2 separate regions of the Homo sapiens genome follow, and region 2 is linked to region 1. Evidence: chromatin loops called from intact Hi-C (ENCODE). Cell type or tissue: heart left ventricle. All regions are shown on one strand. Region 1 has its middle 74 kb from the start of PPARGC1B. Region 2 overlaps PPARGC1B (PPARG coactivator 1 beta).

The links. A loop is a pair of places that touch in the nucleus more often than their neighbours do. Peaks named below come from ENCODE experiments on the same cell type or tissue, not always from the same donor. Only the 100,000 strongest peaks of a DNase experiment are listed, where the experiment ranks them.
Region 2: it touches region 1 in a loop (4-fold over the local background); 3 of 110 quality-filtered maps call a loop at or near these places.

The regions. Positions count from the first base shown.
Region 1 is chr5:149,654,429-149,658,428 of GRCh38, forward strand. No RefSeq gene overlaps it. Among named protein-coding and RNA genes, the nearest start is that of PPARGC1B, 74 kb to the right of the region's middle. RefSeq lists an enhancer at 1,751-1,920. In heart left ventricle, a CTCF peak has its summit at 2,328 (motif pointing right); a DNase peak (open chromatin) is centred at 2,371; H3K27ac peaks cover 1,115 bases.
Region 2 is chr5:149,750,324-149,754,323 of GRCh38, forward strand. The region is part of intron 1 of PPARGC1B (PPARG coactivator 1 beta); the gene reads left to right. Among named protein-coding and RNA genes, the nearest start is that of MIR378A, 19 kb to the left of the region's middle. In heart left ventricle, no CTCF peak of the experiment used is centred here; no DNase peak of the experiment used is centred here; H3K27ac peaks cover 984 bases.

The sequences.
Region 1 (4,000 bases):
TGCAACCCCGAGAACTGAGTGCAGTAACCAGGGGCCTCTCTGCTCTGTTCTGCCACCATGGTCCCATTGTCACACCCTCCTGGGATTTGTAAGCAGCTGAAACGCTCTGCTTTCCAAGTCTGGAATCAGAGCCCCAGAAAAACCCAGAGGCCATCTTGACTTGGTCCATTCTTGCCAACCACAGCCATTAAGGAAGGGAAGACCTGGTTTAAAAGGGCCCTGAGCTGCCACCCGTGAAACACTTCAGCTCTGGTCCAGCCAAGTCTGGGAAAAGGTTGGGGAAAAGTGAGGGAGGGGAAGAGACAGAGAAACAGAAGGGGAGAGAGGAGAGAGAGAATAAGCAGAAGAGACGGTGACAAAGAGGCCACACACACCACACGCACACCACACACACCACACACCACACACACGCCACACACCACACACACACCACACACACACCACACACCACACACACCACACACCTCACACACACACACCACACCACACACACCACACACCACACACACACACCACACGCACACCACACACACCACGCACACCACACACACCACACACACCACACACCACACCACACACACACCACACACCGCACACACACACTGCACACACACACCTGCACACACACCACACACATACCACACACACCACACACCACACACACACCACACACCACACACACACCTCACACACACACCACACACACCACACACACACCTCACACACACCACACACACCTCACACACACCACACACACCACACACACACCTCACACACACACCACACACACACCACACACACCTCACACACACCGCACACACCTCACACACACCACACACACACCACACACACACCTCACACACACACCACACACACACACCACACACACACACAAACCACACACCACACACACACCACACACACACCACACACACCACACACCCCACACACACCAACCACACACACCCCCCACACACACACCACACACACCACACATGCACACCACCACACACCACACCACACACCACACACACACCACACACACCACACACACCCCACACACACACCACACACACCACACACACCACACACCACGCCACACACACCCCCCCACACACACCACACACACCACACATACACACCACACCACACACCACACACACCACACACCACACACACACCACACACACCCCACACACACCACACACCACACACACACATCCCACACACTCCACACACACACCATACTCCCATACACACACACCACACCCCACACACACACCACACATGCACACCACACCACACACACACACACCACACCACACACACACACACCACACCACACACACACCACACACCCAGAAAGAGATCCTTTAAGAGCTGTTTTTTTCTGGCCCGGAACCGTATTTCATTCTCCAACTCTGCAGACACAGAAAAGGCATTATTGCAGTAAAAAGTCTCCCCACATTATTTATTGTTAATACTTACCTACTTTGTCCTCTCTAGGTTTTTACAGCCTTAACTTCATTCAAAGCAGGCCCCTGGTGTGGGCAATGCAGAGGTTCTTTGCCTGAGGAGGGATGAGGAGCTCAGAGAGCTCCAGCAACTTGCTCAAGATTGCGCAGCAGGTTAATGGCCAAGTTGGGACCAAGGATCAAGACTACCGACTTCCAGTGCAGTGGGAGTCTCCTACAAACCATGTCCAGGATCAAAGCAGACGCTGAAGGGCAGAGGTTTTGTTTACCCTCTTCCCTTCAATTACTGAGTCCCTAAACTCCCTCTTTAATAAGGAAGTAACAGTGACCTAGTATATTTGAACTTGAGCAAGGCAGTGGACAAGCAGGTGCATGATATTCCCATGGTCAAGCATGATGGAAAACTGTGAGATGGATTCAAGGGCCGTCAGTAGAAGACTGGCACCCAAACAATTTTGGTGAATCGGTTTCCACATAGAAGGATGCTTTGCCCCATGATTTTTTATTCCTAAAATTTAATGACTTGAGCGTCTCTCCCACCTCTTCTTTATTTTAATTATTATTATTTATTTATTAGAGATGTGAGGCTTACTATGTTGCCCAGGTTCATCTTGAACTCCTGGCCTCAAGTGGTCCTCCCGCCTCAGCCTCCCACCACAGCCTCCTGAGTTGGTGGGATTACAGGCTTGACCTGCCACATCTGGCCCACCTTTTCTGAAAACGACTCTCTTCCCTAGTTGAGACCCTCCCTCTTAGGTTGTCTAGGATAGTTACTTACTTAGTCCAAAGGGGCACTGCTAGTTCCCATATCCTGAAGGACAAAAACCTAGGAAGCCTCATTAGGTGCCCTGCAGTTTCTGGCACTGCCACATGAGGGCACTGTTGAAAAGAAGCTACTCTGTTGCCTAGAGGCAGTCCCCTGAGACCATGTCTGTAAGCGCCTGGAAGATAACACCTGCAGGCCCAGGCCCAGGTGCAGTCTATACTCCCCACTATAGAAACCCGCTTTATTGATCCAGGCATGCTCCATTTGGCTGGTTCTCCATTTGTTACTCCGGGGGCTTTGGGAAAGGGAAAAGACATCTCCCACATAGCTATGGTCACTCCATTACACACTGAACATCTAGTGTTACAGCTCTTTTATTTATATACACGCTCAAACACAATTGTTTACACATTTACCAACAGTGCGCTAGGGTAGCTAGGTTGGGACCAGTTTCCAGGCTCAGTTACAAACTCTTCCTAGAAGCAGCAGCCTCCCAAGCTCTTGCTCTTTCTAGGCTGCACTAGTGGGCAGTTCTTGGTTTGGGACTGTACAGGACCGTTCCTCCTCCAGTAAACACCCCAGTTCCATTAAGGGAAAGTGTCTCCTCTCCCCACTGCCTTGGGAAAGGGGTCATTCTTGGCTCCTGCCTCCCACCGCTAGCCTCCTCCAATTGAAGGCAAAGGAGTCAGATCCTTCCTCTCCTCACCTTCTGGGCAAATCAGTGGGAAATGCATTATTTAAGATGCTATTTCCCAGGACTTTGACTATGCAAGGAGAGGGGAATGGTTTCTGGCCATTGTCTTTGTAGCAATAGCAGTTGTGGAGGGGCCATTTACAGCATCCTGACCTATGTCCCTGTTCAAGGCAGTGACTGCTTTTCCTGCTTCCTGCTTCTTGGCCCTTCAGAGTTTCCTTAATTTCTGCTAACCTGCGTCTGCTCTTCTAGTCTTTCAACAATTTTGTAAATTTCCATTGGTCTTCAAACAAAAACAATACCCCTTCTCTTTAGTTTCTGGTGCTTGCAGAACCCTGTCTGACAAACCCCAGAGAATCAAAGAAGTCTCTTCCTTTCTCACCTTTAAGATGTACATTTTGGGCTGGCCGTGGTGGCTCATGCTTGTAATCCCAGCACTTTGGGAGGCCAAGGCAGGCGGATTACTTGAGGTCAGGAGTTCAAGACCAGCCTGGCCAACATGGTGAAACCCATCTCTACTAAAAATACAAAACTTAGCTGGGCGTGGTGGTGCGCCTGTAATCCCAGCTACTCAGGAGGCTGAGGCAGGAGAATCGCTTGAACCTGGGAGGTGGAGGTTGCAGTGAGTGGAGATTGTGCCACTGCACTGGAGCCTGGGTGACAGAGTGAGAGACTGTGTCTCAAAAAACAAAAAACAATGTGACCCAATTCATTCTTCAGGAGGGTAGTTTGGGTCCCTTGCCCAAGGCAAATCTACACAGAGAGAGAGAGAGAGGGAATATGCAAAACTCCAAAATGTTAGCAGTGTTAGCCAGGGTGCTGAGATTATTGGAGTGTTTCATTTTCCCTTTTTGTTCATCTGTGTCCCTTGAAAATTTTTTTTGCCATGTCTATACACTCCATTGATGATTAAGAGTAACAACATATATGAGTGTGTTTCTTTAATTGTAATTAGAGAAACTGAGGCATTGAGAAAAGGTCAATAAGACCCTTTTTCATGCTAAAGAAGTGAGCCCCTGTCCCTGCAGGGACTGTCCTTGAGAAGGAGACTTGACTGGTATTCTG
Region 2 (4,000 bases), 96 kb after region 1:
CCTCTACTGACAGATGATATCTACAATAATTTCTTCCCCTTTTCCACAGCATTATTTTATCCACCTTGAATCATTTTTTAAAATCTATAAAACAAACTTTCTTTTAGCTGTCTTCTCTGTTTTAGTTAAAATATATATATATATATATATATATATATATATATATGTTAATAGGGGAAGGAAGGTGTCAGTGAATACTCAGATACCCCAGGGGTCTGCAGACTTGGCTGTGGGTGCTCTTTGAGGTTCAGAATGGCCATTCTTGGGCCCCAGCCCCTGGTGTCTTTCACACAGAGCTGCTTACAGAGCCGCTGCTGGCTCAACCATGAGGTCTGTAATTATTTAAAGAAAGCTCACATCAAGTGGAAAAAGAGTGAACCACATTTAACGTACCATGTGGCCAATGGGCAATTCAATACCAAAGCCATCCGATTATCTCTGGCCCGCACCAGCTGCTGGATTTTGCAGCCGGGTGCATTAGGTGACCATGGGACTGACCGGCAGGTCCAAGTACGCACGATGGGTGCCCGTGCAGGCAGCCTGGCCAGGCTTCAGCCTGGAAGACAGGATCTGTGTACATCCATAGCTGTGCTCTGAGCTTTACAGAAAAAGTTAATGTAAAAGCAATTTTGAAGAGTAAAAAAGAAGCTAATAATTATGAAATTCAAAACTTAAATGTTTTACTATAACACAGACAGTTGTTTAATTGCACTGTAATTTATCGTTAATACCAAAGTATTTTGGAGAAATAATCTTAGATTCCTTTTACTTTTATATTTTGGTTGTTTTGTTTAGCAAATGTAATATGGATTTTTTGAAAATTAATATTTAAAAATTTTCAGTATTAGGGACTAATTTGTCAGAGAAAGTAAGGTTATCCCCACCCTGCCACTTAGCAGTTTAGCGGTTTTAAATGCCTTTCAACTGAATATGGGATTATCTCTTTTTATTTATTTATTTACTTTTTTACCTTTTCTATGGTGCTGATCTTCTATGATTATATAAATTGTATTTTTTCTTGTTGCAAAAATGATATGCATTAATTTATTGAAATGTGAGAGCATACAAATAGGTAAGAGAAAGTAAAGAAAACTAATCCCGGCCGGGCACGCTGGCTCATGCCTGTAATCCCAGCACTTTGGGAGGCCAAGGCGGGCGGATCACCTGAGGTCAGGAGTTCAAGACCAGCCTGGCCAACATGGTGAAACCCCGTCTCTACTAAAAATACAAAAATTAACCAGGTGTGGTGGCACACGCCTGTAATCCCAGCTACTTGGGAGGCTGAGGCAGGAGAATTGCCTGAACCTGGGAGGTGGAGGTTGCAGTGAGCCAGGATTGCACCACTGCACTCCAGCCTGGGCGACAGAGGAAGACTCTGTCCAAAAGAAAAAAAAAAAAAGAAAAGAAAACTAATCCCAGCACCCAGAAATAACCAGTCATAGGCAGTGCTTAAGAAAATAAAGGTAACATTGTAGGTTTCACTTCTCCCCAAGCTTCTCTCCTTGGGCACACTTTTCTCACCTCTCAGCCTCCTTTTATGGGCGGATTCCTACCTGTGACCTTGAGATGGGGAGAACATAGACGGTAGTCATAGTTTAACTATCTCCTCCTTTATAAAATGGGAACAGCAATCCCTGCATTGCTGTGAGAATGCATGTATAATGGATCTGAAAGCAAATTGCCAATTGTAGAGTCATAAACAGATGTAAGGCTATGTTGCTACTTCCCTGTGCATGTGCCTACCACAGCTGCTGATATTGCTGCCTGTTTTAACTCAGATAATACCAGGTTTAGACAATATCTGATCACCTCCAAGTACTTCCCAGGCTTTAATCACTCCCGAGGTTTGGCTTTTAGTCTACATACTATGTACCGCATCTCTCTACATGTCCGTTAATATGTACAGAACAAGATAAATACCCTTGCTGGTGGGGAAGGCATTTAAACTCAGCCTTCCTGATTTAGAATCTATTACTCAGTCGGGCTGTTTGAAGTGTTAACTGATCCACCTTGTGATTCAGACTGCAGTCGGAGCAGAACCAAGGGGAAGAGATTGGTGGGGCTCACGCAGAGCAAGCCCCAGGAAGACCCAGCTGCCTGGCAAGCTCATTTTCCTACTAGTTTCAGCATACACTGTGGTTCAATGTGAAAGAGACAATGAACTTGCTTTTGTATTTATTTTGCAAATGTAACACAGACCCTGGTTTAAAAGATTATGTTACAGGCCAGGCGTGGCGGCTCACGCCTGTAATCCCAGCACTTTGGGAGGCCGAGGTGGGTGGATCACCTGAAGTCAGGAGTTCAAGACCAGCCTGGCTAACATGGTGAAACCCTGTCTCCACTAAAAATACAAAAATTAGCCAGGCGTGGTGGCAGGTGCCTGTAATCCCAGCTACTTGGGTGGCTGAGGCAGGAGAATCGCTTGAACCCGGGAGACGGAGGTTGCAGTGAGCCAAGATCGTACCATTGCACTCCAGCCTGGGTGACAGAGTGAGACTCCATCTTGATCACTTGAAGTCAGGAGTCAAGATGAAAACATAAACAAACAAACAAAAACATTATGCATGTTACAAATGGCAGTCATCCCTTGCACTCACATTCTTGTGTTTCCATCCCCAGAGCAACCCTCTACTAATTTCTAATGTGTTCTTCCAGAGGTAAACCATACAAACATCGCATATATGTGGTCTAACTTGCTGCCTCCTGGGTTTTTATTTTTTGTTTTTTGCACAAATGGTAGCAAACTAAGGGCATTGTTGTGCAACTTTTTTTCTACTTAGTATTTCTTAAAGATCATTTCGTATCAATATGTAGAGATCTGCTTCACTGTTTGGATTGATCATAGTTTGTTTAACTAGTTGGGCATTTAAGTGATTGCTATTTATTTTATTTTATTTCGTTGAGACAGAGTCTCGCTCTGTTGCCCAGGCTGGAGTGCAGTGGCGTGATCTCGGCTCACAGCAACCTCTGCCTCCCGGGTTCAAGCGATTCTCCTGCCTCAGCCTCCTGAGTAGCTGTGATTACAGGCATGTGCCACCACACCCAGCTAATTTTTTATATTTTTGGTAGAGGCAGGGTTTCACCATGTTGGCCATGCTGGTCTCAAACTCCTGACCTCAAGTGATCCTCCCACCTCGGCCTCCCAAAATGCTGGGATTACTAAAGGCATGAGCCACTGTGCCTGGCCTATTTATTTATTTATTTTTAGTTAAAAAAATTTTTTTTAACCTACCTCTTACACAGAAATAGGTTATTTCTAATTGACTACTGCTGCTAGTTTGCAGTAAGTTTTGCACACATGTGACCGTATGCATAGGATAAATGCCTCAGAGGGGAATTGCTCAGTTAAAAGGTGTTGTGTATTTATTTATTTAGTTAGATTTTTTCTGAGACGGAGTCTTGCTTTGTCGCCCAGGTTGGAGTGCAGTGGTGTGATCTCGGCTCACTCCAACCTTTGCCTCCCCACAACAAGCAATTCTCCTGCCTCAGCCTCCTGAGTAGCTGGGATTACAGGTGCCTGCCACCACGCCCAGATAATTTTTGTATTTTTAGTAGAGACGGGATTTTGCCATGTTGGCCAGGCTGGTCTCGAACTCCTGACCTCAGGTGATCCGCCTACCTCGGCCTCCCAAAGTGCTGGGATTACAGGCGTGAGCCACCGCACCTGGCCGGTGTGCATATTTAACATTTTGATGTATATTGTCACATTCCTGTCCGTGAAATTATATCAGTTTATGTTTCTGTAGAAATGCATAAGAAGTGTTTGTTTCTTCACACCTTCACCCACACAGCATGTTATTAGACTTCGTTGATCTTTGCCAATCTGGAGTCTCTGAAGTTTTAATTCATAGTCCTTTTCGGATGGTTAAGACTCACCTGTGTTGCCTTTCCTGTGAACTCGTATCAGTTGTCGATTTTCTTCTTTCTGATTCGTGTGTTGAGCTTGTTTTATTCCTATTCCCTCACGTGGCCCCGGGTCCTTCTTGCGTGCCCCCCTCCC